Regions from separate parts of the Mus musculus genome. Here region 2 is linked to region 1. A link is a loop called in an ENCODE intact Hi-C map of the cell type or tissue named here. Cell type or tissue: heart. All regions are shown on one strand. Links, peaks and the distances in the headings refer to the core of each region. The heading gives the core; the rest is flanking DNA.

Region 1 (4,385 bases), core at 127-4,126:
AGGAGTAGCTGTTCTAATTGAGTCTGGCAGAAAGGATAGAGGTCAGAAGGTTAGGTCTGAAGGGGGAAGATCTGAGGAGAAGTCAAATAGGACCCATTGAGAGGGTAGTTCACCTCTCCAGTCTCCCTTGTCCTGGCTACAGGACACATTCTGCAGAGATGCTCCCAGGCCCAGTTCAAGCTGCAAGCACAATGTCCTGAGTAGGATTCCTGGTTGGCAGGAGGAAGGGCAGGATGGCTCTGCCTTTAGTTTTTAGTTTAGTGTTCTGTCCTTCCCTCCTCTTCCATTCACGAGAACGACAGGATTCGATTCCAGGCCTTTCCTTAGTTCTCTTAGAACCCTCATCTCTCTCTAGACTGATCTTAGTTCCTGGGACTGTATCTTTCAAGCAGGGTGTGGACATTGTCTGGTATCTTATTCCTCTGCATGAGGCCTGAGGTGGGTAGGCCTTACCAAGGAGCAGCTGGCTGTTTCTCATCTCCTTGCAACAGAAACCCACCTAGGCTAGGGAGACTGGAAAACCATACCACATTGGTTTGCCTTGGACCCTAAGACTTGGTTTCAGGCCACCTTGAGCTTTGATTTTTCAGCTTCTTCCTTGTAAGAGAATCCAAGAGTGTCTGGAAAGTTCCTTTCCTGTTGACTCCCTAGGCTTAGTTGATTCTCTCCCCTACTGTTTTCTCTATGGAGAGCAGTTGTCATAGCTCCTGCTACCCTGAGAGATTCTAGGGCTAGGCTCTTCCTCCTCTTCCCTTCTCCCAGCTCCCTTTCTCTTAGTCCTCTGTTACTTCCAGGAAAGCTGTGATCCAGCTGCCAGCCTAGCATCCACAGCTGTTGGGTGTTACCCCCAGTCAACTTCCTGTCCTATCGGCCTCTCCTCTTTCCTGGCTCACACCTATTGGCCATGCCTGGCACTGCCCTTGGGAAAGCCTGTCACCAGTGTCTGGCCCAGCTGCTCAGGCACTGGGATGCTGCATCTTCAGGCAACTATGCACTTTGATGAGGAGAGAGTGAGAGAGATGGGGCCGGGCACAGATGGTTTGCTTGAGGGGTGGGAGGGCCTGGTGGATGCTGGGAGTCCTCCTGTCTGTCGCCAGCCAGTGACCTGCTTTTGCATTCTCCTGGTGCCCACTGCCCCTTGTTTCTGAGAGACACAAACTATCCCCTCATTGGCAGTTGACCTGCCCGAGCCAGTGTCTATCTGTGTAACTGGATGAATATAATAAAGGGATCATTTGACCCTGTATGTCCCTCTGTGTTACTTGTCTCCATGTGGGTCTCAATGAAGCCTTGATGTGGGATGTGAAGCAGGGTTGTGGAATTGAGTTGAGTGGATCTGTGATGCCAAAAACCATGTATTTTGTGATCCTTCCTCTGAAGCAGCCCTGAGTAGGCCATGAAGTAGTTGCCACAACTACCAGTTAGGAAATAGGAGTGGCCTGTAACACTGAGTGAGGCGCATGGCCTGACTGTGTCTGTGACTTAGGGTTTCCATTGCTGTGAAGAGACACCACGACCAAGGCAACTGTTATAAAAGGATAACATTTAACTGAGACTGGCTTGCAAGTTCAGAGGCTCAGTCCAGTATTGTCAAGGCGGGAAGTATGGCAGCATCCAAGCAGTCATGGTGCTACAGAAGCTGAGAGTTCTATAACTTATTCCAAAGGCAGTCAAGAGAAGACTGGCCTCAGGTGGCTAGGAAGATATATTTGCCCACCCCCACAGTGACACACTTCCTCCAACAAGGCCACACCCACTCCAACAAGGCCATACTTCCTAATTGTTCCTAATTCCCTGGGCTAAGCATATTCAAACCACCATAGCCCTTAGTGTTAGGACTAGAAGACTGGCCTTCCTTAGCTCCCATGGTGGGTCTCTTGAAGCTGATTGAGTGGGCTCAATGAACATGTAAGTTCTTGAAATTTCTGATTGCTGCAGGGTAATGACTACAACGATTCGAATGTGCCTAGGCTTTGCCAAAGATGTGCTCTCTAAGAATGTTGTCTAGATCCTCTGTGATGGTCATCTCTCAAGATTCCTCTCAAGTAGCAATGGGCACGGTAGCACACCCCTTTGATCCCAGCACTTATGAGGCAGAAGCTGGCAGAGTTCTAAGTTTCAGACATGCCAGTTATTGAAAGAGAGAGAGAAAGGAAAGAAAGAAAGAAAGAAAGAGAGAAAGAAAAGAAAAAGAAAGAAAAGGAAGGAAAGAAAAAGAAAAAGAAAGAAGGAAAGAAAGAGAAAGAGGGAGAGAGAGAGAAAGAAAGAAAGAAAAAAAAGAAAAAAAGAAAAAGATTGCTCAAAGTGAGCCTTTCAATGTCGCGGCTCCCCTGCCTAATGTGGCTTTAGCCTTGCACAGGGAGCCCCAATGACTACAACTCCCAGAAGCCACAGAAATAGACCACGACTCCCAGAAGGCCATGCGATCACTCGCTTTCTCTGGAGTCATTTAGAGCCGGAAAGGCGCCTAGATACCGCGATACTTGCGGGTATCCTGGAGCTGGTGAGCAGTGGAAGGGGCGGGAAAGCTGTGTCGGTGGTGCCGCCGGGTGGGGCGGTGGGAGAAGCTCCTCTGGTCGCTGTGGGTCCGCGTGAAGGTCCATGTGTAATGTGTCAGATGTGGGGCTATAGGTGTGACTCCAGTCTCAGAATTGGGGGCTATGCAGCTGCACCGGTGCCCGCAGATATCATGCTCTATCCTTAGTTTAAAAGACACCCACACTTGACGCTTACCTTTGAAAAACTGCAGCATAAGGTGCCCCCCTCCCAAAGATTTAGGACCGCCCCGAAATACAAACTTTTTTTTTTTTTTTTAAATTACGTTTATTTTGTAAGAGGGGTGGCTGTCACAGCGTGCGTGTTGAGGTCATAGGACGACCTGCAGGACTCAGTTCTACCCTGTAAGTCCCGCCCTCATTCAGGGCCTCAGACTTGTCTGCAAGCTACCTTGCTGAGCCAACGTGCCTCAAATTGTATTTTATAATCATAAACGAGAGAAAGGAGAACGCTGGCAGTATTTAGATGCTTAAACCCTAAACTTGCCGAGTGGCATTTCAAATTAGAGTTAGAGCAGTTTTTGTCAGAAAAAAAAATGTCACCGTCACCGACGTTTGGAATATTGGAAGCCAGAACTAGATAGTGGGCAGGAGAGATTCCCAGCTGCAGGAAGTGATGCGTGTTTGGGAGCTGGGGTCTTCTGCTTCTTTCTAGCAGCTGGGAACCAGCAAGGCTGTGATGTATCTTCCTGACACGTGTCCTCAAGAGGTGTACAGATGAAACTGCAGTAACTTTAGAGGCAAACATGCCTACTTCCGGTTTGAGACATCCATTGGAAAGCCAAACATTTTGGCTGCAACCAGCATTCCTTAGGTGCAGTGTGGTCACACTTTCTTGGCTACAGTCTTGCCCGTATCCTGTGGTCACATTTTCTTGGCTACATTCTTGCCCATTCTATTACTGGTAGGTATACATGGAAATTTTATACTTTGTCCTTGATTAAACTGAGAGAATTATAGTCTCACACAGAGGCCTCTTTCTCTGCTGTGTATGTGTTCTCTCTGTGTCTCTCTTAAATTTCTCTCTCCCTTCCCCTCCATTCTCCCCCTCGTTTTTTTCTCTTTCCCTCCCTCTCCTCCCTCCCTCTCCCTCTCAGGGTCTCACTGTGTAGCCCTAGCTACAGGACTTAGTATGTTCGAATCTCAACTCCTAGAAATCTGTTTGTTTCTGCATTCCAAGTGCTGGGATTAAAGGCATGTGCCACCAAACCCTACTTTTTCTTGAAATATACATAAGACTAAGTGTAAGTTCTGTGGTTATAATAAAGGTCAAGTAAAAATATGAAAAAAAATTGTTCCCTGCATATGCAGCTTAGAATATAAGACTGGTCTAGGTAGCCAGCGCATCAAGTGTATCCCTTGTATGTGTACCTCAGTCTATGAGGGTGGGAAGAAAAATTAATCTGAAGTCCAAGGATGGCCAAGAGTGACTCAAGCTCGACTCTGGAGGTTGAAAGGGAACATTGCACCATGTGATAAAATAAGCTTGTTTTTTGTTTTTTTCTTGGGAGGGTCAGTAGTGGTGGGAGAGAATCAGATATTATAATGTTCAGATATTATAATGCTGGACACTTCTGGACCAGCATGATAGGTCAGGGAATGCAAACATGTACAGCCTTATCTTGGTCTGAACCAGTGGGCTCTGTGGTTAAGATGGAGGGTGGTCTACCATCTTAACTGTCTGCCAGAGCTAAAGGAAGTGTGCAGGAAAATCCGTGCTCTGAAGCATCAGAAGGGGCGTTGTTAACCAGCTAGGAAGAAGCACAGATAGGGACCGTTTCTACGTGTGCAAAAGTTTCTCTCTGGCTACTGTGTTTTGGAAGTTATACT
Region 2 (4,385 bases), core at 242-4,241, 120 kb before region 1:
CAACCACAACCCAGGTCTAAATTCTGTGTGAGGGTAATTCTGGCATGCTTCTGTTGACTCTAGCATGTCCCAGTCTCACTGGAATCTTGCCTTTTGTAAAGCTGAACTGAAGACGCTAGGATAGACTTCTAAGAACATTTACAGTCCCTAACTGTCAGCCGCAGACTCCAAATAGTAAGTATAGTTTGTAATCCACCATGATATGGTATGACAGAAAAGGAAAAGGAAAAAAAAGAAAAGAAAAGCTGTTCTCCAGACTCACTAGGTGTGACAGTTTGAGTCTGTCACCTCCCCACCTGCTCTCTCCTGAGCGCTGAGCCAACACCCTGAGTAAATGAAGCTGAGGACTCACACCTAGTCACCCAAGGCCTACGCCCTCCCAGTGCCCCAGCCCTGGCAATAGGGAAGCAGCTCACACTCTCCTAAAGGAAGGGAGGGCAGCTCTGACCAGAAGGGGCTCCAGCATCAGATACAAGGCTGCCTCTCCTCACACCGCTTCCTGCCAAGGATGAACAGTCATTCCAGTATGAGGGGGAGTGTATCACCATCAGCCAAGCCCTCTTCTTTCCACACAGGATTCCCCTCCAGATGTTGCCGGTTTGCAAGCCAAAAGCTGCTTCCTGTCCTGCCATCTCCTGAGACTGCCTGGACAAACTGTCTTACTTGACTGCAATGCAGACCTTGCTTTGTTACTTCTAAAGTTACTCACACTTTGCCCAGTCATTTCTGAGGCCAGAGATGAACTTTAAGACTTTCAAGGAGCTACTCCTAATCCAGGGCAGCCCAATCCTGCCCTCTGTTATCCCTGGAGAAGATCTGCCGCAAAGTGGGGCAGCTGGCTGACCCTGAGAGCAGCAAAGCATTTCTAATTCTGACAGACTATAACCGGACAGAGGAACATCATATATACCACACACTCCCAGAGACTGCTGGACTTTTGCTATACATAACAGAACCCCAGTACTATAAAACAATCTATCATTAAATCAAAGGAGTTAGCAGAAGACAGCAACAGGAAAAATGCAAATACTCTTCTCCTCACTAAACTAATAGAGGCAAACGTTTGCCTTATGTAAGAGACATGTTCCCTGCAAAGGCTCTGTCAAGAAGCATTAAGCTACAAGAATATATTCTAAACTCCCCAGTGTAGCAAGGAATCAACTACCAAAATCTGCCCAAGGGTTCCTATCAGCTAGGTCACCTTGGGAAAGAAGCATAAAATTTCCACTCTCGGCCTGGCTGGGTGTGGTGGCTCGAGCTAGTTATGGCTGCACTTGGGAGGTAGAGGAAGGACCCCAAGTTCAAGACCACCATGTGACAGACACATAGGGCGTTCAGAGCCAGGCTGTGTTAGATGAAGAGATCCTGTTATAAATAATCCAAGGGCTCAGTGTTACCCAATATGCACAGCGGTGGAGGATTTGCCTAGAACGAACAAAGCTCTGGTTCAATCCCATTACTGCAAAACTTCAAAAGAGAAGATGGTCATACTCTACTCCCTGAGTGTATAACCATCTAGTTCAAGGCGCCTTTGCTTTGCTCCCACCCTTGGAAGGACCCACCCTGGAAAAGCTCAGTGGACTTCTCCAACACCTTCAGGAAATGCTGAAGCTGTAGAGGACCAAAATAAAGCACCAGCAAGACGAATTCAAGAGCTTGGTGACATACTAACACCGGAGGAACAGCTGCGCTCATAAATCCCCAGTCATCACAAGCATGCGTCCCTCAAACTGGTTTCGGGCAGACATGAAAGGAGAAGTAGAACGCGCCTTGGCACTAAAAGGAGTTCCAGTTCTTCAACATAGACAACTGGGCATCTCTGCGTTCTCCACGCGAAGGTTTTGGCTTAGGTCCGAAGACTGTTGTATTCTTTCAAAGTTCCAAAGGTCAGGCCGGTAACCACCCATGCAGATTTGTCAGACCCGTGTACCTTGGGCTCCAAGCTCCTTCACCTCCCTCTCCTCAAAGTGTGTGGCCCAAACTCAATCCAAACAAAGTGCTTGGCCAATAAGTAATTTTCTGGCTTGGCCTCTCTTCCTACCCTCTCTCAGCCTTCTTGATAAACACTAGGGACTCTCCTGTACTTTAGATGCTTGCTTCGCTACTGCTGTTGCTGTTAGGTGTTGGGTTATCTCCACATTTCTCCACCCCAACAGACTTCTACTTCCTCATTATGTTTCAATGAGCCTTTCTCCTAGGATGACTCAATACAGGTAGATCCCCCAAGACTGTAGAAATGGCACAGCAACATTTTGCTTCCCTTTCTGACTCTAAGACACCTCCCCAGGATAAGCGCGTGCTTGGCCCTTTTCTCCAGCAGAGGCCGGTCGGATGGGCTACAACCCGGGGTGCTCTAAGTGCCCACTTCTTTACAGCGCCCCGCCCCCTTGCCGCAGTTCCACCTGTTGCAAAGTCCCGCCTCCATACAAACTATGATAGGCCAGCCTTCAGATACCGCTCTCCCATTGGACAGGTGATCCGTCCCTCCTACGCCACGTCCCCGGCTCTGGCGAAAGAGGCCCAGGCCGCAGCCCTTTTCCCTAAAGAAATCTGAGAATTGGGGGTTCTACCTGGAAGGGGTTTACGTCCACTGGGTCCGCGAAGGGGTTAGTGTCGAAGGCCGACATGGTGATCGAGGGCCAGCGGGTGATCTCCGCGAGCGCTACTGCCTTTGGTCACTCAGACCCAGCGGCACACAGTGTAAACCCTCCACTTCCGGGAGCAAGGCAGCCGTTCTGGCGCAGGCGTAGCGCCCTCTGTGGGGGCGTGGCCCTGGACGTCACAAAGGTCCGTTCCGCCCCTGCCCAGCCTATTAGAAAGCGAAGGTTATTCATTCTGTCTCCATCCACTTTCTTTTTATCTCCAGAGATGCTGAGGATAGAATCCAGGGTCTCACGAATAATAGACATAGGTGTAGCCTTGAGCTACATACCCAAACCTTCTATCCACTTAGTCCTCCGGTGCAGAATCTCTTCTGATGTCTTCCTTCCTATGTGTATTTATTTTGAGCTTCCAAATAAAGGACTGGCAGGAAAGGATCATGCATTCATTCCTAGAGGGCAAAATTGAGGCGTTCGAGCAAGTCCCGGACCAAAAGGACAGGGGAGACATGTCAAACAGGAGTTATCTGAACAACTGTGCTCCAGGATAAAGCTGGAAGACCTTGCATCAACCCCTGCCCTAGATAAGCAGGATTTCTTTTAGGCTCCACCCTCCTGTGATTTCATAGATATCCTAGAGGTGGTAGTTAATTCACTCACAAACTCACAAACTTATTTATCCATGTCTTTCGGGCCGCTGTGAAATCTAGCTTGAATCGTTTCTTACCCTGGAATAGAACAGCGCTACTGATTGGTCTATTCTTGTGTTGCAACCAGATGGGTTTTTTGATTTTTGTGGTTTTGGTTTGTTTGTTTTGTTTTTATTTGGGGGGTTGTTTGTTTGTTTTGTTTTGTTTGCTTTTGGTTGTTTGGTTATTGTTTTTCCAGGGTTTTTGGCAGGTTGGTTTGCTTTTCTTGGTTTTGTTGCCTTTTTATTGTTTGTAGGTTTGAGGAATCTCTCATCCTAGAGTCTGATTGATACTCTTCTCACCAGCTAAGAAAAAAAAAATTCCAGCATAATTACCATTTACTGTTAAAGGCTGTTGACATAAAGTTAATATTCCTTTACTATGTGTATATTTTATGTTAGAGTAAAATGAATCAGGCTTAAAGCTTGAATGTTCATGTCCTTTTCCAAGATATTTCCTAAGAATCTCAAACAAAACTATTTACAATGAAGACATCATCTTTCTACATCCTGGGGAGTTTATCAACAGTAATCTGACAGGTCCACTTCAGAACTACCCAGTGATCTCGTTTAAGCTTTTTTTTTTTTTTTTTTTTTTTTTAATAGTCATGGTGGTAGTAGTAGTCATTCTTGTAGTGGTAGTAGTGATGCTGTGTGCACATGAGGGGTGGATGGGAGCGCATGTGTTAGGGGCTAATGTGGAGTTGGTTCTCTCCTCCCACATTTATGTGATTTTCAGGGACTGAACTCAGGTCACCAGGCACAGCAGCAAGCACCCTCACCCCTAAACCATTCTGCTGTGTGAAGTCCACTTGTTTAGTTTGCCCTCAGAGTCTTTTTGAATGTGTAGTCCCCATCTCTTCTCACCCCTTCTTTTGCCTACACTTCTTCATTCTACTCTTTAGTGGCTTTTCAGTTCCTGGAACTTCCCTATTCTCTCTTGTCTCATGGCCTTTGTACATGCTGTCTCTTCTAACTAGTACCAATGTACAATGAGAATAGTAAAGACAAAAAAAAAGCCTTTTTGACATGTAAAAATTGCTTAGCCAGGAATCCCAATACACCCAAAGCAGATATCCACTCAATAACCAGAACCC

What was found. Hi-C counts contacts between places; a loop is a spot of excess contacts. Peaks named below come from ENCODE experiments on the same cell type or tissue, not always from the same donor. Only the 100,000 strongest peaks of a DNase experiment are listed, where the experiment ranks them.
Region 2: it touches region 1 in a loop (2.4-fold over the local background); 1 of 42 quality-filtered maps calls a loop at or near these places.

The regions. Positions count from the first base shown.
Region 1 is chr9:57,438,188-57,442,572 of GRCm38, reverse strand. Ppcdc (phosphopantothenoylcysteine decarboxylase) reads left to right here and starts at 2,459. Exons shown (of 7, transcript NM_176831.5): 1 at 2,459-2,503. Scamp5 (secretory carrier membrane protein 5) reads left to right here. Exons shown (of 7, transcript NM_020270.3): 7 at 1-1,246. In heart, for the core only: no CTCF peak of the experiment used is centred there; a DNase peak (open chromatin) is centred at 2,462; H3K4me3 peaks cover 1,171 bases; H3K27ac peaks cover 2,211 bases.
Region 2 is chr9:57,559,296-57,563,680 of GRCm38, reverse strand. Scamp2 (secretory carrier membrane protein 2) reads right to left here and starts at 2,737. Exons shown (of 9, transcript NM_022813.3): 1 at 2,571-2,737. The coding sequence starts at 2,627. In heart, for the core only: a CTCF peak has its summit at 2,733; DNase peaks (open chromatin) are centred at 530, 1,760, 2,480 and 2,660; H3K4me3 peaks cover 1,612 bases; H3K27ac peaks cover 1,187 bases.